Linked DNA regions of Homo sapiens: region 2 is linked to region 1. A link is a loop called in an ENCODE intact Hi-C map of the cell type or tissue named here. Cell type or tissue: tibial artery. All regions are shown on one strand. Each heading gives the region's core, and the rest is flanking DNA. Links, peaks and the distances in the headings are about the cores only. Region 1 holds the start of INHBE (inhibin subunit beta E). Region 2 holds the start of LRP1 (LDL receptor related protein 1).

The links. A loop is a pair of places that touch in the nucleus more often than their neighbours do. Peaks named below come from ENCODE experiments on the same cell type or tissue, not always from the same donor. Only the 100,000 strongest peaks of a DNase experiment are listed, where the experiment ranks them.
Region 2: a loop joins it to region 1, with 6 times the contacts of the local background. A loop is called at or near these places in 4 of 110 quality-filtered maps.

The regions. Positions count from the first base shown.
Region 1 is chr12:57,447,174-57,459,602 of GRCh38, forward strand. INHBC (inhibin subunit beta C) reads left to right here. Exons shown (of 2, transcript NM_005538.4): 2 at 2,104-4,889. The coding sequence ends at 2,849. INHBE (inhibin subunit beta E) reads left to right here and starts at 8,134. Exons shown (of 2, transcript NM_031479.5): 1 at 8,134-8,661; 2 at 8,921-10,852. The coding sequence starts at 8,364. The coding sequence ends at 9,675. LOC124902947 (a long non-coding RNA gene) reads right to left here. Exons shown (of 2, transcript XR_007063335.1): 2 at 10,269-12,388. RefSeq lists enhancers at 7,813-8,107, 12,201-12,280, 12,291-12,340. In tibial artery, for the core only: a CTCF peak has its summit at 5,918; a DNase peak (open chromatin) is centred at 5,826; H3K4me3 peaks cover 549 bases; H3K27ac peaks cover 2,954 bases; H3K27me3 peaks cover 320 bases.
Region 2 is chr12:57,118,751-57,128,620 of GRCh38, forward strand. LRP1 (LDL receptor related protein 1) reads left to right here and starts at 9,733. Exons shown (of 89, transcript NM_002332.3): 1 at 9,733-9,870. RefSeq lists enhancers at 199-388, 8,740-9,393. In tibial artery, for the core only: CTCF peaks have their summits at 5,703 (motif pointing right) and 8,585 (motif pointing right); DNase peaks (open chromatin) are centred at 5,671, 8,617, 9,088 and 9,321; H3K4me3 peaks cover 1,756 bases; H3K27ac peaks cover 2,533 bases.

The sequences.
Region 1 (12,429 bases), core at 2,646-10,645:
ATCATAGTTTGTTTTTTTTTTCTTTTTTTGAGGCGGAGCCTCGCTCTGTCTCTCAGGATGGAGTGCAATGGTGTGGTCTTGGCTCATTGCAACCTCTGCCTCCCAAGTTCAAGCGATTCTCCTGCCTCAGCCTCCCAAGTAGCTGGGATTACAGGCGCCCACTGCCACGCCTGGCTGATTTTTGTATTTTTAGTAGAGATGGGGTTTCACCATGTTGGCCAGGCTTGTCTCAAACTCCTGACCTAAGGTGATCCACCTGCCTCAGCCTCCCAAAGTGCTGGGATTACAGACGTGAGCCACCACGCCTAGCTGATCATAGAGTTTTTACAGGTGATGAGGGTAGTGGCACCACCAAGAATGAAGAGGGGGTATATAGGAAGGAAAGTAATTATTTTTCAGGTTGAAAAAATTGATTAAAAAAAATATATAGGCCAGGCGCGGTGGCTTACGCCTGTAATCCCAGCGCTTTGGGAGGCTAAGCAGGGCGAATCACTTGAGGTGAGGAGTTCAAGACCAGCCTGACCAACATGGAGAAACCCTGTCTCTACTAAAAATACAAAATTAGCTGGGTGCAGCTACTTGGGAGGCTGAGGCAGGAGAATTGCTTGAACCCGAGAGGCAGCGGTTGCAGTGAGCTGAGATTGCGCCATTGCACTCCAGCCTGGGCAACAGGAACAAAACTCCGTCTCAAAAAAAAAAAAAAAAAAAAAAAAAAAAAAATATATATATATATATATATATATATATATAAAATATATGTGTGTGTGCTTGTGTTTGTATATATGTATGCATACATATATACATATATATACACACATGCATACACACATATGTATTTATAAGATGGGGTCTTGCCATGTTGCCTGGGCTGGTCTTGGGCATGTTGCCTCAGTCTCCCAAGTAGCTGGGATTACAGGCATGCACTACTCCACCCAGCTCTGGGACAAATTGATTTTAATGTGCTGCCAGGACATTCATGTGACAAAAGTAAGTAGTTAGAAATCTAGGCCTGAAGCTTGGTGATTTCCAAATCTATATGTCCGGTCCAAATATGCAAAATGCTCTGGTCTGGGCATACAGATTTGGGAATCACCAACATAAAAATTGTGTTGCTTGGCTGGGCGTGGTGGCTCACGCCTGTAATCCCAGCACTTTGGGAGACTGAGGTGAGTGGATCACAAGGTCAGGAGTTCAAGACCAGCCTGGCCAACATGGTGAAACCCCATCTCTACTAAAAATACAAAAATTAACTGGGAGTGGTGGCAGGCACCTGTAATCCCAGCTATTCAGGAGGCTGAGGCAGAAGAATCACTTGAACCCAGGAGGCAGAGGTTGCAGTGAGCCAACCTCACGCCACTGCACTCCAGCCTAGGTGACAGAATGAGACTCCGTCTAAAAAAAAAAAAAAAAAAAAAAATTATGTTGCTTGACCATGAGTCTAATTAAGAGCTCCCTTAATGTAGACTAGAAGGAAATGAAAGTCCAAGACAGACCTTGGAAAACTCTGATATTAAAGGGATGGTCAGAGAAAGAAAAGCCAGCAAAGAAAACCAGGAAGAATTATAACAGAGTTGTGTCATGGAAGCCAAGAGAGAAAAGATTTTCAGGAAGGAAAGAATTGTCAGCAGTGCTGTCTTAGTCCGTTTTGTGCTGGTGTAACAGAATACCACAGACTAGGTCATTTATAATGAGCAGAAATATATTAACTCATGGTTCTGGTGGCTGGGAAGTCCAAGATCAAGGGGCTGGCATCTGGCGAGGGCCTTCTTGCTTCTTGCTGTGTTATTCCATGGCAGAAGGGCAAAGAGAGGGTGGGGCTGATAATTAAACTTATCCTTTTATAAGGTACCCATTCCCAAGATAAGGGCATTAATCCATTCATGAAGGTGGTATTCCCATGACCCAAACACCTCCCATTAGGCCCCACTTCCCAACACCACTGCATTGGAGGTCCAATTTCCAGCACATGAACTTTGGAGGACATGTTTAAACTGTAGCAAATGCCAAGTGCTATAGACAACTCAAGAATGCTGAGTACAGAGAAATAGTTGGTAGAACTGACAGTCAGAAGGCCGCAATGACTGGGGCTTCTTATGTCCACAGGCCTCTCCACCATCAACCAGACTCGTCTTGATTTTCACTTCTCCTCTGATAGAACTGCTGGTGACAGGGAGGTCCAGCAGGCCAGTCTCATGTTCTTTGTGCAGCTCCCTTCCAATACCACTTGGACCTTGAAAGTGAGAGTCCTTGTGCTGGGTCCACATAATACCAACCTCACCTTGGCTACTCAGTACCTGCTGGAGGTGGATGCCAGTGGCTGGCATCAACTCCCCCTAGGGCCTGAAGCTCAAGCTGCCTGCAGCCAGGGGCACCTGACCCTGGAGCTGGTACTTGAAGGCCAGGTAGCCCAGAGCTCAGTCATCCTGGGTGGAGCTGCCCATAGGCCTTTTGTGGCAGCCCGGGTGAGAGTTGGGGGCAAACACCAGATTCACCGACGAGGCATCGACTGCCAAGGAGGGTCCAGGATGTGCTGTCGACAAGAGTTTTTTGTGGACTTCCGTGAGATTGGCTGGCACGACTGGATCATCCAGCCTGAGGGCTACGCCATGAACTTCTGCATAGGGCAGTGCCCACTACACATAGCAGGCATGCCTGGTATTGCTGCCTCCTTTCACACTGCAGTGCTCAATCTTCTCAAGGCCAACACAGCTGCAGGCACCACTGGAGGGGGCTCATGCTGTGTACCCACGGCCCGGCGCCCCCTGTCTCTGCTCTATTATGACAGGGACAGCAACATTGTCAAGACTGACATACCTGACATGGTAGTAGAGGCCTGTGGGTGCAGTTAGTCTATGTGTGGTATGGGCAGCCCAAGGTTGCATGGGAAAACACGCCCCTACAGAAGTGCACTTCCTTGAGAGGAGGGAATGACCTCATTCTCTGTCCAGAATGTGGACTCCCTCTTCCTGAGCATCTTATGGAAATTACCCCACCTTTGACTTGAAGAAACCTTCATCTAAAGCAAGTCACTGTGCCATCTTCCTGACCACTACCCTCTTTCCTAGGGCATAGTCCATCCCGCTAGTCCATCCCGCTAGCCCCACTCCAGGGACTCAGACCCATCTCCAACCATGAGCAATGCCATCTGGTTCCCAGGCAAAGACACCCTTAGCTCACCTTTAATAGACCCCATAACCCACTATGCCTTCCTGTCCTTTCTACTCAATGGTCCCCACTCCAAGATGAGTTGACACAACCCCTTCCCCCAATTTTTGTGGATCTCCAGAGAGGCCCTTCTTTGGATTCACCAAAGTTTAGATCACTGCTGCCCAAAATAGAGGCTTACCTACCCCCCTCTTTGTTGTGAGCCCCTGTCCTTCTTAGTTGTCCAGGTGAACTACTAAAGCTCTCTTTGCATACCTTCATCCATTTTTTGTCCTTCTCTGCCTTTCTCTATGCCCTTAAGGGCTGACTTGCCTGAGCTCTATCACCTGAGCTCCCCTGCCCTCTGGCTTCCTGCTGAGGTCAGGGCATTTCTTATCCCTGTTCCCTCTCTGTCTAGGTGTCATGGTTCTGTGTAACTGTGGCTATTCTGTGTCCCTACACTACCTGGCTACCCCCTTCCATGGCCCCAGCTCTGCCTACATTCTGATATAACTGCTTCAACACTAGGGGGTCCTAAAGGCTTTCTATCTTGCTAGTCCCTGGGGCCTCAACATCTCATACTGGTTCCCTTAACTCTGCCTATACCTCTGTAAATAATTCCTTCACTAAGTTCTCTTGATGAAGCAAAAACAGACAGCTGAAAAGTCCTCTATCTCCTACAAGGGCCCTAACTGGCACCCCAGATGACACAGAGCCTGCCTGCTTATGCTGTAGTCTGCCTACTCTGCTGTCTCTTCACATGGTCTCCTCAGAACTGAACTATTGTATCCATCTCACACTTTATGCCTCTTCTTTCTTAGGCACCCCGTCCCTCCATCCTTCCAGAACCATCTTTGAGGTCTCATGGCTAATAAAAACCTAGGCTTTACCTGTTCCCTCTGTAATCCCTCCAAAAGATGAGACAGATCTATGCTTGGTCATCCAGTAAACTGACCAGCTGTGGGCACGCAAGTGTGGGAGGCAGAGGCATGCTCAGAGCTGGCTGCCAGGACCTCTGACTTGCCTTCCTTTCACCCACCCCCAGTGCTCCACCCAGGAGTCCTGCCTGGAAGCTGGAATGGGCAAGGGCTGCTGGAGTGGGACAGGGAGAAGAGGAAGGCCTGGATGAGGAGAGGGTGGCATTTGCTCTGAGACTGGGTCCTTTTTAGACCTTTGCCCGTCCTCCCCCACATCTCCTCCCTTTGGCTGGACAGTCCTGAACCATGAGGTCGATAATGTCTGCAGCCCAAGGCCGAGTTTGCGCAAAACCCATGTGTTCTTTGGTAAACGTGATGTCTGTGTTTGCTCAGTTTATGACCCCCTCCTATGAGGGTAAGAGGTCCCTGAAATAGGAACCCTAGAGGAGAAAGTCTGAAAAGGACTGCCTGGGGGACTGTAAATCTGAGCTTGAGGGCTTCCTGAGCAACCCATGGAAGTTATCCCACCTTTGACTTGAGGAGACCTTCATCTAAGGAGAATCTAAGGAGGCCTTCTGGTGTCTCCCCCACACATCCCCGACCCCCAGATCTAACCTCCTTCCCAATTACAGCTTAGTCTCCAGGGCTAGGACTGGGGTAAAGCAAAGTGAGTCATTCACCTGGGGGGGCTAAATTTTAAGGGGGTGGTGAACAATTTATTAATCAAGATAGGACTTTAATGCAATATTATTTTAAAGTCAAAATTAATGCAAAAAATCCATGATGAACAAAATAGCCTACTTTTAAATAAAAACAGGATCAGCATTATTCCCTTTCTTTTTTGGCTCTGTCTTTTGTAATAAGGGGAGAGAGTGGGTCTGTCTTCTTCTAAACATTTTCTTCTAGAGCTTCCTAGCTCCTACCTCTGGACCCCTTCAGGCTTTTCTCATTTGAGCAAGATAACCACTCCCACTTCTTCTACTTCCTTACCCACCCCCAAGCCTGTCGCTATCCCCCAGCCCCCAACCAGGTTGGTGGTAGGGCAGGCAGTGAGGCAGATGGCTGGGGTATTTATAACCCAGGAGCACTTCTTGGGAAAAGTGACTAAGATGCTAAGAGCGTATTTATAGCTGAGCTCTGACGTAAGTGTCAGTGGGGAGGTAGGGCCAGGCCAGGCACAGCAGCAAGCGGGTGGGAAGAGCTGGAAACTGGGGGCATCTGACAGTGAGGGTGGGGAGAGGTGGGGTCAGTGACTCCTGCAGCCACTTCTTGTCACTTCCCCTGACTGCCTACTGATACCAACAGGTAAGCCGTCTGAGGCACCACCATGGATAGATACCTCCACTTTGCTGACCAATGTTCCAGACCCGAGGGGGTAGAGGGCTGTCATTTCCCAGCCCAACCAACAGAATGGTTGCTGGGAGCTGGGGAGAACACTGGACAGAGCTCTTGAATGTGTTTCAGAGCTTGGGGAGAAATGCAGGGTGGACAGGAGGGTCTAATCGTCTCAGTGCGCCCCCACCCCACTCCACCCCCACCAAAGAGTGCCCTGAGGTTCTAGGAAGAGCCTGGTACATCACCAAGCTCCATTGCCACGTGTTTGTGTGATGAGGTCCAAAACCAAAGGTAGCAGTGATGTGGATCCTGAAGACAGTCTCTCTTCTCTGGCAGTGTGATGGGGAAAGAACAAAGGAACCAGCTTGTCCCTGTCTCTTGTGGGGGAGGCAGCGTCCCCAGAGTGAGAGGTCGAGGGGCACTCCTCATCACTCCATTCCCCAGAGCTGCCCCTTCCCTGTCCCTGGGAAGCTCCAGCCAGCTACAAGCCAGCTGCTGTCCAGAGGCACGGCACTGCCACATGGTGGACACTGGTGGTACTGAGGTCCAGCCTTCCAATTAGGAACCCTGTCGCCTAGATCTAATAGTCTCTCTTGACAGCCCCCATCATCTAAACAGAGGGGAGATGAGCAAAGTGGAGTAAAGACACATTTCCAAATCACACCCACTTCCCCCACAGCTTTCTCCCCATCAAGCTTCTTGGAGAAATTGGGGCATAAGGAGAAAAGCTAGCATGAGGCCCACCTTCATGAATTCAATGTGGAGGGGTCTGGGTCCCCCCCCATTTAAAGCCAGTGAGGACTGGGTGTGGTGGCTCATGTCTATAATCCTAGCGCCTTGGGACGCTGAGGTGAGAGGATCGCTTGAGCCCAGGAGCTTGAGACCACCCTGGGCAACACAGCAAGACCCTGTCTCTACAAAAGAATAAAAAATAAATTAGCCTGTGTGGTGTGGTGTGGTGTGGTTGGTGTGGTGGCACGCACCTGTAGACTTAGCTACTCTGGAAGCTGAGGTGGAAGAATCACTTAACCCAGGAGGTCAAGGCTGCAGTGAGCTGTGATCAGGCCACCACACTCCAGCCTGGATGACAGAGTAAGACCCTGTCTCAAAAACATAAAAAATAAAATAAAAAATAGGTCAGGTGCGGTGGCTCATGCCTGTAATCCCAGCACTTTGGGAGGCCGAGGCGGGCAGATCATGAGGTCGGGAGATGGAGACCATCCTGGCTAACACAGTGAAACCCCGTCTCTACTAAAAATGCAAAAAACTAGCCGGGCGTGGTGGCTGGCACCTGTAGTCCCAGCGACTCGGGAGGCTGAGGCAGAAGAATGGTGTGAACCCGGGAGGTGGAGCTTGCAGTGAGCCGAGATTGTGCCACTGCACTCCAGCCTGGGCGACAGAGCGAGACTCAGCCTCAAAAAATAAAATAAAATAAAATAAAATAAAGACAGTGAGAAAATGTGGTCAGGAGGGCTGAGACTGGGAACCAAGACTGCTGTATTTGCCTTGCTTTGTTGTCAAAAGCTCTTAGAGCTCCCATTTTCTACCCCCATTAACAGGCCTGAAGGGTGGTGCGGTGGCTCACGCCTGTAACCTCAGCACTTTAGGAGGCTGAGGCAAGTGGATTGCTTGAGCCCAGGAGTTCAAGACCAGCCTGGGCAACATAGCGAGACCCTGTCTCTGTGGGAAATTTAAAAATTAGCCAGGTGTGGTGGTGCGCACCTGTAGTCCCAACTACTAAGGAGGCTGAGGCAGAAGGATTGTCTGAGCCCAGGAATTCAAGGCTGCAGTGAGCTATGATTGTGCCACTACACTCCAGCCTGAACAACAGATTGAGACCTTACCTCAGTAAAATAAAATAAAATTTAAATTTTAAAAATGTAAGAAAAAAAGGAGGCCTGGCACTACTTCTAGGATGCCCCAAATTTAGGCAACTCTCACAGTCCCTTGAAAGAGAAGTGGCAGCTGGGTATAGGCCCTCCCAAGTGTCATGCCCCCTGACAGTCCTGATGGACTCTGCCCTGTGTAAGATTGCATCACCACCACCACCACCTCTCTGGGCTTCCCCAGACATCACAGGAACACGTTCCCCGCCCCAACCCCCGCCGGCTCTGGCCCTCCTCCACATCATGCTCCACATCATGCTCCAGGCCAACTGGACTCTGGGCGGCCAGCACAGGCAGGGTCAGGGGGTGACTTCTGTGCCTCGTGGCACTGCCACCTGGGCCTGAGCAAGAGGGCTCCATTCTCCTACCCGCCCAAACCCTCATCCCTGTCCTAGCCCCAGTGCTAGAAATAAAGAGACCAGAATTTTCCTTCTGGCCTAAGGGCCCCAGAGGAATACCCACTGGAACTCACAGCTGCCTCATGGAAACTGCTGCAGCAGTGGTGAAGCTAGAAAGACTAGAGGTATGAGGGAAAATTGCCCTTCCCCACCTGGCTCATAAGGCGTTCCCTCCCCCAAGTCCCAGACCTTGGGGACTGAGCATGTGAAATCATCCTCTTTCTTGCATCATGCGTGTCCACATTGCACCCCCCCACCCCCATACCCCTACTTCAGGCCCAGTCACCATGGCCAGATGGTGAAACCTGAGCTGATGGGGAGGAGGACCTCCACCCCCTGCAGGGGCCTGATGGGCAGCACAGCTGGCCAATCCTGGGACTCAGAGGGTAGGTCGGCTGGCTGACCACTAGGTTTGGAAGACCCAGGCAGCTGGCTCTAAAGAGGCCCCAGGTCAGTAGCCAGACATGAGCTGTGAGGGTCAAGCACAGCTATCCATCAGATGATCTACTTTCAGCCTTCCTGAGTCCCAGACAATAGAAGACAGGTGGCTGTACCCTTGGCCAAGGGTAGGTGTGGCAGTGGTGTCTGCTGTCACTGTGCCCTCATTGGCCCCCAGCAATCAGACTCAACAGACGGAGCAACTGCCATCCGAGGCTCCTGAACCAGGGCCATTCACCAGGAGCATGCGGCTCCCTGATGTCCAGCTCTGGCTGGTGCTGCTGTGGGCACTGGTGCGAGCACAGGGGACAGGGTCTGTGTGTCCCTCCTGTGGGGGCTCCAAACTGGCACCCCAAGCAGAACGAGCTCTGGTGCTGGAGCTAGCCAAGCAGCAAATCCTGGATGGGTTGCACCTGACCAGTCGTCCCAGAATAACTCATCCTCCACCCCAGGCAGCGCTGACCAGAGCCCTCCGGAGACTACAGCCAGGGAGTGTGGCTCCAGGGAATGGGGAGGAGGTCATCAGCTTTGCTACTGTCACAGGTGGGTGAGGGAGAGAGCAACAGGCAAAGAGCAGACAGGGAAAGGGAGGCAGAAGGGGAGCCTGGCAGGAGCAGCAGAGGGAGTGGGGTGTGGCAGGAGAAGGAGGAGCTGGGGCAGGGACTGGTTGCAGAGGACACAAAGCAGTCTCTACTTTTCTAGAGGTAGGTTCGAGGGAGAGCAGTGGGCAGGGCTTGGGGAGTCTCAGAGGAGAGCTTCATCTCTACTCACATTTTCTTTCCCTTTTCTGTCTTTCGGGCAGACTCCACTTCAGCCTACAGCTCCCTGCTCACTTTTCACCTGTCCACTCCTCGGTCCCACCACCTGTACCATGCCCGCCTGTGGCTGCACGTGCTCCCCACCCTTCCTGGCACTCTTTGCTTGAGGATCTTCCGATGGGGACCAAGGAGGAGGCGCCAAGGGTCCCGCACTCTCCTGGCTGAGCACCACATCACCAACCTGGGCTGGCATACCTTAACTCTGCCCTCTAGTGGCTTGAGGGGTGAGAAGTCTGGTGTCCTGAAACTGCAACTAGACTGCAGACCCCTAGAAGGCAACAGCACAGTTACTGGACAACCGAGGCGGCTCTTGGACACAGCAGGACACCAGCAGCCCTTCCTAGAGCTTAAGATCCGAGCCAATGAGCCTGGAGCAGGCCGGGCCAGGAGGAGGACCCCCACCTGTGAGCCTGCGACCCCCTTATGTTGCAGGCGAGACCATTACGTAGACTTCCAGGAACTGGGATGGCGGGACTGGATACTGCAGCCCGAGGGGTACCAGCTGAATTACTGCAGTGGGCAGTGCCCTCCCCACCTGGCTGGCAGCCCAGGCATTGCTGCCTCTTTCCATTCTGCCGTCTTCAGCCTCCTCAAAGCCAACAATCCTTGGCCTGCCAGTACCTCCTGTTGTGTCCCTACTGCCCGAAGGCCCCTCTCTCTCCTCTACCTGGATCATAATGGCAATGTGGTCAAGACGGATGTGCCAGATATGGTGGTGGAGGCCTGTGGCTGCAGCTAGCAAGAGGACCTGGGGCTTTGGAGTGAAGAGACCAAGATGAAGTTTCCCAGGCACAGGGCATCTGTGACTGGAGGCATCAGATTCCTGATCCACACCCCAACCCAACAACCACCTGGCAATATGACTCACTTGACCCCTATGGGACCCAAATGGGCACTTTCTTGTCTGAGACTCTGGCTTATTCCAGGTTGGCTGATGTGTTGGGAGATGGGTAAAGCGTTTCTTCTAAAGGGGTCTACCCAGAAAGCATGATTTCCTGCCCTAAGTCCTGTGAGAAGATGTCAGGGACTAGGGAGGGAGGGAGGGAAGGCAGAGAAAAATTACTTAGCCTCTCCCAAGATGAGAAAGTCCTCAAGTGAGGGGAGGAGGAAGCAGATAGATGGTCCAGCAGGCTTGAAGCAGGGTAAGCAGGCTGGCCCAGGGTAAGGGCTGTTGAGGTACCTTAAGGGAAGGTCAAGAGGGAGATGGGCAAGGCGCTGAGGGAGGATGCTTAGGGGACCCCCAGAAACAGGAGTCAGGAAAATGAGGCACTAAGCCTAAGAAGTTCCCTGGTTTTTCCCAGGGGACAGGACCCACTGGGAGACAAGCATTTATACTTTCTTTCTTCTTTTTTATTTTTTTGAGATCGAGTCTCGCTCTGTCACCAGGCTGGAGTGCAGTGACACGATCTTGGCTCACTGCAACCTCCGTCTCCTGGGTTCAAGTGATTCTTCTGCCTCAGCCTCCCGAGCAGCTGGGATTACAGGCGCCCACTAATTTTTGTATTCTTAGTAGAAACGAGGTTTCAACATGTTGGCCAGGATGGTCTCAATCTCTTGACCTCTTGATCCACCCGACTTGGCCTCCCGAAGTGATGAGATTATAGGCGTGAGCCACCGCGCCTGGCTTATACTTTCTTAATAAAAAGGAGAAAGAAAATCAACAAATGTGAGTCATAAAGAAGGGTTAGGGTGATGGTCCAGAGCAACAGTTCTTCAAGTGTACTCTGTAGGCTTCTGGGAGGTCCCTTTTCAGGGGTGTCCACAAAGTCAAAGCTATTTTCATAATAATACTAACATGTTATTTGCCTTTTGAATTCTCATTATCTTAAAATTGTATTGTGGAGTTTTCCAGAGGCCGTGTGACATGTGATTACATCATCTTTCTGACATCATTGTTAATGGAATGTGTGCTTGTATGGTCTTGTGTTACAGTCTTTTTCAGTTTTAATTTCTAATGTGGTGAATTGATAGATGTAAATCATATGAACAAAAGCTCAATGATTTTTTTTTTTTTGAGACGGAGTCTCGCTCTGTCGCCCAGGCTGGAGTGCAGTGGCACAATCTCGGCTCACTGCAACCTCCACCTCCCAGGTTCAAGCGATTCTCCTGCCTCAGCCTCCTGAGTAGCTGGGACTACAGGCCTGCGCCACCATGCCCAGCTATTTTTTGTATTTTTAGTAGAGATGGGGTTTCACCATGTTGGCCAGGCTGGTCTCGGACTCCTGACTTGAGGTGATCCGCCTGCCTTGGCCTCCCAAAGTGCTGGGATTACAGGTCTGAGCCACTGTGCCTAACCTAATGACTTTTAAGAGTATAGAGGAAACCAAAAAGTTTGAGACTCACTGGTCTATAGAACTGGGTGGGGAGAAGAAAGTAAGGTGTTCTAAGAGAGCTCTTCTTGCTGGGCACCGGTGGTCCCAGCTACTTAGGAGGCTAAGGCCGGAAGACCGCTTAAACCCAGGAGTTCGAGGCTATGATCACACTTGTGAATAGCCTCTGCACTCCAGCCTGGGCAAATAGTGAGGCCCCGTCCCAAATAAAAATAAATAAATACATAAATACATAAATAGCTCCTCTGGAAGAAGGGGCTCGAGGCTGGGACAGGAGCATGTGTGGGGTGCCTTTTTTTCAGTGCCCATTAGTCTGGTCTGACTGAGCTGGGTCTCTGACCCTCTGGGGATAACTAGCCTGGGTCAAAGTCCCAGATCTCCCCCTACCTTCACCTTTTCTTTTCCCCCTTGACCCTCAGACTGAACAGTTAACCCACTGACCTTCCACACCCAAGGGGGTGGTTCTTGGAAGCAGAGCTAGGATGTGGGAGGTCTGCCTGTGGGGTTGAAAAAAAGGGGAGAGGGTGCCCTTTTTCCTTGTCATGCTTCCTCCTCTTTCTCATAAAAATCAGAGACTGAAATGCTGCCCCTCCCTTATATCCGGTCACGATGGCAATGCAAATCTAAAGAGGCAGGGCACTTCCCTGTCAGGCAGTACCGCTGGGCATAGCAACCTCTGCCTCTCCGTTTCTCAGAGCTCACATATCCACCTCCTGGGCTTTTAAGTGGGCTTTAGTGAGGGGCTCCTCCTTCAACTGGGCTCCTCCTTCAGTTCCCCAGCTCTTCTGCTTCGACTCCGAGCGGGTGTCATGTGTGAGAACGGCCAGCAGAGGGAGCAGAAAGCCTGGAAGAGCAGCTAGAGCCTGCAGTGACGTGGTGCGGAGGGGCGGCACCCTCCAGAACTTCGAGACGTAGAGCCGGGGTTCTAGGGAAAGGGGCTTCAGTCCCAGGGCTCCTTGGTGACCTCGTGAACCACACCCTGCACCCAGAGCCTCAGCCGCTGCTCCTTGCTTTTATGCTCCATAGACTCCTCACCTTCTTCCAGAGCCCCCAACCCAACTTGATTTGCCCCAAACCGCAACTCTGTCCCGGCCGCTGCAAGTTCCATCCAAAGGGTGAGGCCTGCAGATAAACCACAGGATGGCAGAATGCTCAGTTAGCAC
Region 2 (9,870 bases), core at 1,871-9,870, 330 kb before region 1:
CAAGGAGATGGGTGGAGAGCAGTATAACAGTGTTAGGAGGAGGAAGGACTGGACTTAGTGGAGAAGGATGGATGCCAATCAAGGCCTGCCAAGGATGACAGGATGTGAGCAATGGTGGAGTCAGCTGATCTCAAGGCTTCAAATGGAGCCCTCAGGCTGTCAGAGGCTTACTGTGGCCAACCGACCTTTACTTCACAGAAGGACAAGTTAGCCATCCTGGTGAATGGGCAAAGTCAAGCAGCTCTGGATGGAGTCAGCTGTGGTCAGGATTGTGCCTCTGCAAGGAAATCTCAGTTCTCTAATTACTGTCTTGCCTCTCTCCCTTCCCCTGTGCAGCCAAGCATCTTGGGAAAATTATTCATATTCAGTCTTCTCTTCCTTACTTCCTCATTACACTGCCAGCTGGCTGCTGCCCCCACCAGTCATGAAACTGTCCTGGCCCATGTCACATACACCCTCCTAGGGGCCTTGAATGATGGCACATTCCTGTCTTTCTCTTGCTGGGCCTTTCAGCAGTACTCAACACTGTTAGCCATTCTTGAGTAAGTTCTCCCCCAACTACTTTTCATGATTCCTTTCTTGGTCTTCGGCCTACCTCTCTGCGTCCTCCCTCTCAGTCTCCTGTCTTCACGGGACACTCTTTCTGTGTGATCTCATCCACATCTGAGGCTCCACAGCCTGGGCAAGGCTATGTAGTATGGTGATTAAAACCTTGGCCGCTGGCAGACCACCTGTGTTCAAATCTCTGCCCTACCAGGTGGTTGCTTTGTAATACCCAAACTTCTATCAAGATGTGGATCATTACCCTCACCCCAACCCACAGGGGAAGCCACTGTTCTGATTTTTTTTTTTAAGTAGAGTAATATAGGATGTAGTTTTATGTCTGGCTTATTTTACGCAACATGTTTTGAGGTTCATCCATGTTGCTGCATGTATCCATAGTTCTTTCATTTTTCTTGCTGAGTAGTGTCCCATGGTGGATCTATACCACAGTTTGTTTATCCTTTTTCAAATGAAGGATACCTGAGCTATAGCCAGCTTTTGGCTACTGTGAAGAAAACTGCTATGAATATTCTGTGTTCAAGTCTGTGTGTGAACATATGCTTTCATTTCTCTTGGATAAATAACTAGGAATAGAATTGCTGAGTCACAGGGTAGGTGTATGTGTAGTTTTATAAGAAACTGCTACATATTGTTCCAAATTGATAGTACATTTTACATTCCCACTAATGATGTATGAGAGTTCCAGTTGCTCTGTATTCCCACTAACATTTGGTATTGTCAGTTTTTTAAAGTTTAATCATTTTGGTGAGTATTGAGAGGTATCACACTATGGATATAATTTCCTTTTTTTTTTTTTTTTTTTTGAGACGGAGTCTTGCTCTGTCACCCAGGCTGGAGTGCAGTGGCACGATCTCGGCTCACCGCAAGCTCCACCTCCTGGGTTCATGCCATTCTTCTGCCTCAGCCTCCCGAGTAGCTGGGACCACAGGCGCCCGCCACCACGCCCAGCTAATTTTTTGTATTTTTAGTAGAGACAGGGTTTCACCATGTTAGCCAGGATGGTCTAGATCTCTTGACCTTGTGATCCTCCTGCCTCGTCCTCCCAAAGTGCTGGGATTACAGGCGTGAGCCACCGTGCCTGGCATAATTTGCATTTTCTTAATAACTAAAGATGTTGAGTTCTTTTCTTTTTCTTTTTTCTTTTTATTTTTGAGACAGGGTCTCACTCTGTTGCCCAGGCTGGAGCACAGTGGCACAATCACTGCTCACTGCAGCCTCAACCTTCTAGGCTCAAGCAATCCTCCTGCCTCAGCCTTTTGAGTAGCTAGGACTGCAGGAATGCACCTCCATATCTAGATCATTTTTAAATTTTATTTATTTATTTATTTTGAGATGGAGTCTTGCTCTTGTTGCCCAGGCTGGAGTGCAATGGCACAATCTCAGCTCACTGCAACCTCTGCCTCCTGGGTTCAAGTGATTCTCCTGCCTCAACCTCCCAAGTAGCTGGGATTACAGGTGCCCACCACCATGCTCAGCTAATTTTTGTATTTTTAGTAGAGACAGGGTATGGCCACATTGGCCAGGCTGGTCTTGAACTCCTGACCTCGTGATCCGCCCGCCTCGGCCTTCCAAGGTGCTGGGATTACAGGCGTGAGTCACCACGCCCGGACTTTTTGTAGAGATGAGGTCTCGATATATTGCCTAGGCTGGTCTGAAACTGCTGACCTCAAGCGATCCTCCCACCTTGGCCTCCCAAAGTGCTGGGATTACAGGCGTGCACCACTGCACCTAGCCTCGAGTACCTTTCATATGCTTATTGTCCATTCATTGGGTTGTCATTTTATTACTATGTTATAGGAATTTTTAATATATCTCGCATTCCTCTGTCCCTTCTCAGATCAATGTTTTGTCTATCTATTTGGCTTACTTCCACATTTTCATAATAATGTCTTTTTTTTTTGAGTCAGGGTCTCACTGTCACTCAGGCTGGAGTGCAGTGGCACAATCAACTCACTGCAGCCTCTAACTCCTGGGCTCAAGCAATCCTCTCTTCTCAGCCTCTGGAGTAGCTGGGACTACAGGTGCACACCATCACACTCGGCTAATTTTTTAAATTTTTTGTAGTGACAGAGTCTAGCTTTGTTGGCCAGGCTGGTCTCAAACTCCTGGCCTCAAGCAGTTCTTCTATGTCAGCCTCCCAAAGTGCTGGGATTACTCCATAATGATGTCTTCTGACGAGCAAAAGTTTTCTATTTTGATGTTTCACTTATCAAGAAATTTATGTTATTGCTTTCTATAGCTTAAGAAGGGGTTGCTTTCCTCCAAATTATGAAGATATTCTGTGTTTTTGTCTAAAAGCTTTATGATTTTAGCATTTGTGGTTTAGGTCTATAATCAATCTTTTTTTTTAGACGGAGTCTCGCTCTGTCACCCAGGCTGGAGTGCAGTGGCGCGATCTCGGCTCACTCCACCCTCCACCTCCTGGGTTCAAGCAATTCTCCTGCCTCAGCCTCTTGAGTAGCTGGGATTACAGGTGCCCACCACCACACCCAGCTAATTTTTGTATTTTTATTTTTTTAATTAATTAATTTTTTTGACACAGAGTCTCGCTGTCACTCAGGCTGGAGTGCAGTGGTGTGATCTCAGCTCACTGCAACCTCCGCCTCTCAGGTTCAAGCGATTATCCTGCCTCAGCCTCCTGAGTAGCTAGGATTACAGGCATGCACCACCATGCCCAGCTAATTTTTGTATTTTTAGTAGAGACAGTGTTTTGCCATGTTGGCCAGGCTGGTCTTGAACTGAGCTCAGATGATCCACCCGCCTTGTCCTCCCAAAGTGCTGAGATTACAGGTGTGAGCCACCATGCCTGGCCTGTTAATTGTGTATTTTTAGTAGAAACAGAGTTTCACCATGTTGGGCAGGCTGGTCTTGAACTCCTGACCTCTGGTGATTCAACTGCTTCAGCCTCCCAAAGTGCTGGGATTACAGGTGTGAGCCACTGGGCCCAGCCTATAATCAATCTTGAATTAATTTTTGCATATGGTGTGAGGTAGGGGTCAAGGTTCATTTATTTCTCCCATATAGATATGAAGTTGTTCCATAACTATTTATTGAACAGACATTCCTTTCTCCACTGGCTGGCTTTGACATCTTTGCCAAAATCAAATGACCTTTACAGTGGGATCAGCCAGTTGGTGCAATACGAAGTCCCGCCTCTCATCCCCTCACAGAAACACAGATTTAACAATTTACTGATCAAAATACCTTTATGAGAAGTACAGAATCCGGTTGAGAAGTGTGGTACCCCAGACAAGTAGAGAGCTGAGAAAAGCTGCACTGAGATGGATCCTACATTCCTGGGTCTGGGAGTGGGCCTTTCCCAGAGATACCATCCTCCAGCAGTAAGAGACCTCCAATAGTCGGGTCTCAGACAGGTTCCAGCTAAGAGTAAAATCCCAGATCAATGGTGAAAAGGAGTTTAAGAATGGATGCTGAAGCCAGGCATGGTGGCATGTGTCTGTAGTCCCAGCTACTTGGGAAGTTGACAGGGGAAAATAGTTTAAGCCCAGGAGGTTGAGGCTGCAGTGAGCTATGATCATACCACTGCACTCCAGACTGGGCAACAGAGCAAAACTCTGTCTCAAAAAGAAAAACGAAGCCTGTGCCTAGTCAACATTGAAGCAAGAATGCAGAAGTTGCACAGGGTGAGATAGGGATGAGCAGGGTGGAGGGGTGGTAAACACAAAGGAATTGCAATAAGAAATCAAACAACTATCTGATTTTTTAAAATTATGTTGAGATATTTGGGGAAAATGATAGATGCATAGAAAACTAATCAAACGAAAAATAATTCCAAGATAAAAGTATATAAAAGTAACATTATAAAATAATAAACGCATATAGAATTTTTATTAAAAAATCAAATGATTGTGAGTCTATTTCTGGTTCTCTATTCTGCTCCATGGATCTGTTTGTCAATTCTCATGCTAGCACCACATAGTCTTGATTACTGTCACTTACAAGTCTTGAAATCAAGTAGCATAAATCCTCCAGCATTGATTCATTTATTTTTCTTTTTGAGACAGGGTTGCACTCTGTTACCCAGGCTGGAGTGCAGTGGCATGATCATGCAGTGATCAGGTTCACTGCAGCCTCAACCTCCTGAGCTCAAGCAATCCTCCCACCTTAGTCTCCTGAGTAGCTGGGCCTACAGATGCATGCCACCACAGCACTGGGATTTTTAAAAACTCTCCAGGTGATTCTAATGTGAGCCAAATTTTCTAGACTCAGATTTCTCTGTCACTATCTTCAGGCCTATACAGTTAACTGGTTAGTATACTAGATCCTACTTCTTTATTGTTTCTGAATCCTCTTCCTCTCCAGCTCCATCACTCATGCATTAAGGACTTCACCAATTTCTCAACTGGCTCTACACTACTTCTAGAAAAAAAATTCTAAGTCCTTACTGTGGCTAAAATCACGCTTTGTGATTAGGCTTTCTGATACTTCATCCAACACTCTCCCCTCAAAGTACCTTAAACTTCAGCTATGATACCATATTTGATGTTCTTCACATGTTTTAAACTTCTCATGCCTCCAATGCCTTTCCTGCCATCCAGCCTAAAACACCCTTTCCTTTTGTTATTGGTTGTCATTTTCTTCCTCTCATTCAACATTTAGCCTGGCATCATCTGCTGCTCTCTGTCTTGACCACCTTGTCTGGAAGAGGTATCCTTCCCATGTTCCCATGCCCTTCTGCACATGCCTTCATCACAGGTGTTAAGGAACTGACTGTATTGTCATTGTCTGTCTCTTGTTGAGCACCCAGCTAACCTGAAAGCTTCTTGAAGGCTGAGACTGTGTGTTTCCGTCTCTTATCCCTAGTGCCTAGCAATGTACTTGCTTATACGAGGTACCTAATATTTTTATTAAGTGAATGAAATCTGGGCTTGGATCTGCACCATTATTTGGGACAGATTCTTTAATCTCTCAGAACATTCTATTTTCTTATACACACTGGAAATAACACCCATGACAAAAGGTAGACTTAAGTGAGCTGATACTGTAAATAAAGTCCACTGCGTGGGCCTGGGACATGGTATGCGCTCAATAAATACTGGTCCTTTTCCCTCTCTCCGCCTGCCATCAGACCTTTCCGGGATACCCTTCCTACGCACACTTCCTTAACTGACCACTAGGTGGTGCTAGCCTCTGGCTTGACATTCAGTTCCAGAGCTACCCAATTAACGCCCCAGCCCAGGCCCTGCTATACTCAGAAAAGGCGGGTATTTTGTAATTTGCTGAGCGACCCGAAAAAAGAGATGCCCTTTACCCACACTAGCTTCTTTGCCCTCATCACCATTCCAGGTATCAATCATGAATTTCAGAGAATTCCTCCATGATTCCCTACTATTATGGTTATAATCTCAACCCAAGGATTTGAAGATGCCTCTTAAGAACAGATGTGGGGAGGAAGAGAAGGCACTGAGGCAGAGAGGATTAAACAATGAATGCTATAAGAGAAATAGAGGGAAGAAGATGCTTGAAGTCACATCCTGTTCCAGGAAAGGCAACTCTAGTCCTAACATTCCTTTCACCAATCAAGAGCCTCTCACGCTGGGTGGAAACGAAGAAGAAAAAGACATGGTCCCTGCCCTCAAGGAGTATATAGTCTAGTGGTGGATACAGAGCCCACAAAATAAAGTGCTAAACTCTGGATACTGAAGCTTTCCTGAATACAAGTTTGGAACAGGAGAGATAGGCAGAGCGAGAATAACAGGAGGGCTTTTCTGAGGAGGGTAGAGGAGCAGGGGAACTGTATCATTAATGGCTCAGATAGAAATATGCATTCTCAGCAGGGTGAGGTGGCTCACACCTGTAATCACAGCACTTTGGGAGGCCAAGGTGCATGGATCACCTGAGGTCAGGAGTTTAAGACCAGCCTGGCCAACATGGAGAAATCCCATCTCTACTAAAAACACAAAAATGAGCCAGGCATGGTGGTGGGTGCCTGTAATCTCAACTATTCGGGAGGCTGAGGCAGGAGAATCGCTTGAACCTGGGAGGTGGAGGTTGCAGTGAGCTGAGATCACACCACTGCACTCCAGCCTGGGCAACAAGAGTGCAACTCCATCTCAAAAAAAAAAAAGAAAGAAAGAAAGAAAGAAAGACATAAATATGCATTCTCTCACCTTACAGACATACCCTCAGCAGTTCACCTGCTGGAAATAACCCAAGTGCCCAACAATCCCAACAAACTGTGGAACATCCAAGCAAGGAGATTCCAAGTAGCCAAGATCAAAGGGTGAGCTAAATGCGTTCATACGGTATGGAAAGGGATCAAGCTAAGTTAATTGAAAAAAAGGCAAGTTACAGAACACTATATATCATATGAGTTTCTTTATAGTTTTAAAGGATATTCACTTATATTTGTATGTTACTGTTTTATTTATTTATTTATTTGAGACAGGGTCTCCCTCTGTTGCTCAGGCTGGAGTGCAGTGGCACGATCTCGGCTCACCACAACCTCCACCTCCTGGGTTCAAGCGATTCTCGTGCCTCAGCCTCCCCAGTAGCTGGGATTACAGGTATGCGTCACGATACGTGGCTCATTTTTGTATTTTTAGTAGATATGGGGTTCCGCCATGTTGGCCAGTGTGGTCTCGAACTCCTGAAAAGTGATCCTCCCACCTTCGTCTCCCAAAGTGTTGGGATTACAGGCATGAGCCACCACGCCTGGCCTGTATGTTACTGTTTTAAAAACTCTCCTGGCCGGGCACGGTGGCTCACGCCTGTAATCCCAGCACTTTGGGAGGCTGAGGAGGCCAGATCACGTGGTCAGAAGTTCGAGACCAGCCTAGCCAACATCGTGAAACCCCATCTCTACCAAAAATACAAAAAAAATTAGCTGGGTATAGTGGCGTGTGCCTGTAATCCCAGCTACTTGGGAGGTCAAGGCAGAAGAATCGCCGAACCCGGGAGGCAGAGGTTGTAGTGAGCCGAGATTAGGCCACTGCACTCCAACCTGGGCAACGGGGCAAGACTCCGTCTTGGGCGGGGGGGAAACCTCTGCTGGTAGGGGAGACCTGAAGAACTGTTAGTAGAAGTTACTCTGAGGGTGCAGCTGAAAAATGGGGGTGTGGAGAGCATCAAGTTTCCTTTTACTTTTTACCTTCCTGTACTTTTTTTAACCACTAGGTATTATCTTTTCTTTCTTTCTTTTTTTTTTAACAATATAAAGTTAATAAAAATACACATTCACATTCAGGAGACAGCAGGGGATGGGAGGTTGCAAGTGAGAAGTGCATGCTGACTGAGGCCAGGTTTTGGAAAGCCATGACTGAAGAGGAGTTCACATTTGACTGGTCTATAGACACCCACTAGAGGTTCCCCAGCAAGGAAGAGACACCGGGAAAGCAGTTTTTGGAAGATTCACCTGACAGATGGGTAGGGGGAGGGAGGAAAGCCCCTTCAAGCCCTCAGGCTACATGTGGTTGCTCCAGATACCGTTTTCCTCTCAAAGCTGTCAAGCTGTCTAAAGTCTGTTTCGACCTGATTTCACTTGGATCCCAATACTGGGAGGGGCCCTGGGAGGAACCTCGTAGGCATTTGGTGAGTCCGCATAGTGCGTCTCACATTGTGTTGGGCCATGGGAGCTGGATAAAAGGAGAAATAAGACCCCGTTCCTGCCTGGAGCAACTCTCTGGCAGTGGAAATGGAGGAAATCTGAGATATACTTCAGAGGAAAAAAATGACAAGCCTGGAGCACAGGCTGGCAAGATTGGATATAGGAAGGAAAGGCCCCCTTGAGTTGGCATAAAGTCTGAGGTTTCTAGCCCAGGAGACTAAAGGCAGGTGGCCACCGCGCTGAGCAAAGCCGGCTGGAAGAAGCTAAAGGTTGAGCTCACTGTCATTAGGAGGCAAGTCCTTCGTGCTGCTCCTGTTTCTGCCAAGGACAGACTGGAGTGGGGACTTTTCCGTAACTAGAACGTAAAAGGGGGAACAGTCCCTCCTCTCCAGCGTCAATTTTTGGCAGCCGACGTCGTCTGCCCCGCTCCTTGAACTCTGACATGCAGACACCTAGAAAGTCAGACACTAAGGTAACAGCCATAAAACGCCGCCCAGAAGGGGGCAGTGACCAAAAGCACGTTCACTGGCCCCTGGGAACCGCCTGGCGCCTGCCTTCTGCAAAGTATCATTCCCGTGTGGGCTGAGCCTGGGGACAAAGGTCCGGCGCTCAGCAGACACCTCCTTGGAACCCGAGGCCTGGAAACGAAGGTCCAGAGTCCCTCATCTTATTCCAAATCCTGGCGCTCGGAATCTAAAACCCTAACTTGATGGCAAGCCAGTCAGAAGGTATTAAAAAAAAAAAAAAAAAAAAAAACAGAAAAATAAATGAGCCCCGACTTCTTGGGCGAAAGGGGGTGGCCTTTCCTCAACCCCACCCGCTGGTGACTCACCTCCCTCCAAACCAGGGCCTGCCCCTCCCGCGCCTAGGGCTGGGCGAGCAGGGCGGGCGGGTACTAAGGTGGGCTCCATCCCCGAGCCCCACGCGGGCGGACAAGCTCCGGCGTGTCCCCTCGGGTGTCCCTGTTTACTCCGAGCCCGGGAGCGAGGTGGGGGCGGGTCCTCGCGGTCCCTCCCCAACCCCGCCCCCTCCTTCGCAGGCCCCAATCCCAGTCCGGTCTTCCAAAGTCTCCAAATCAAAGCTCAGCCTTTCCCTGCACCTTCCCCGCGGACTGGCGGTCCCTGTCCCCACCCCGGGCAGAGGAGGCACCTTCAGGGTTCCCCTAGAAAATCGAGCCTCGGCCCAGACCACTGAGTCCCGGACGCCCCCGGAGGGAGCCTGAAATCCTAGAGTATGACACTGAGTTTCAAAGGGGAGCCGCTCAGCTCTCCGCCCACTGCCCAATCCCACCCTCGACCCCTTCTGCTCTCTGGAGCACCAGGGAGGAGGGCCCAGCCAGGGGAGAGGGCGCCCCAGGCCCCAAACTAGCCAGCGAGTCCCCGGGACCCTCACTCTTGGACCGCTTTCCAGAACTCCGAACCCTGTCGCGGGTCCGCGTCGCCCTCCCCCGGGCAGCGCGTCAAATCGGCGCATGCGCACTCACTGGATTGCCGCGTAGCTCTTTCTCCCCCCACCCACCAACCTTTTTTCTTTCCCCGCCCCTTCCCTCCCTCCCTCCTCAACCCGTCCCCTCCCTCTCCCCCATCAGCCCCCCCCTCGGCACTTCAGTCCGGGGAACAGCGGTGCGAGCTCCAGGCCCATGCACTGAGGAGGCGGAAACAAGGGGAGCCCCCAGAGCTCCATCAAGCCCCCTCCAAAGGCTCCCCTACCCGGTCCACGCCCCCCACCCCCCCTCCCCG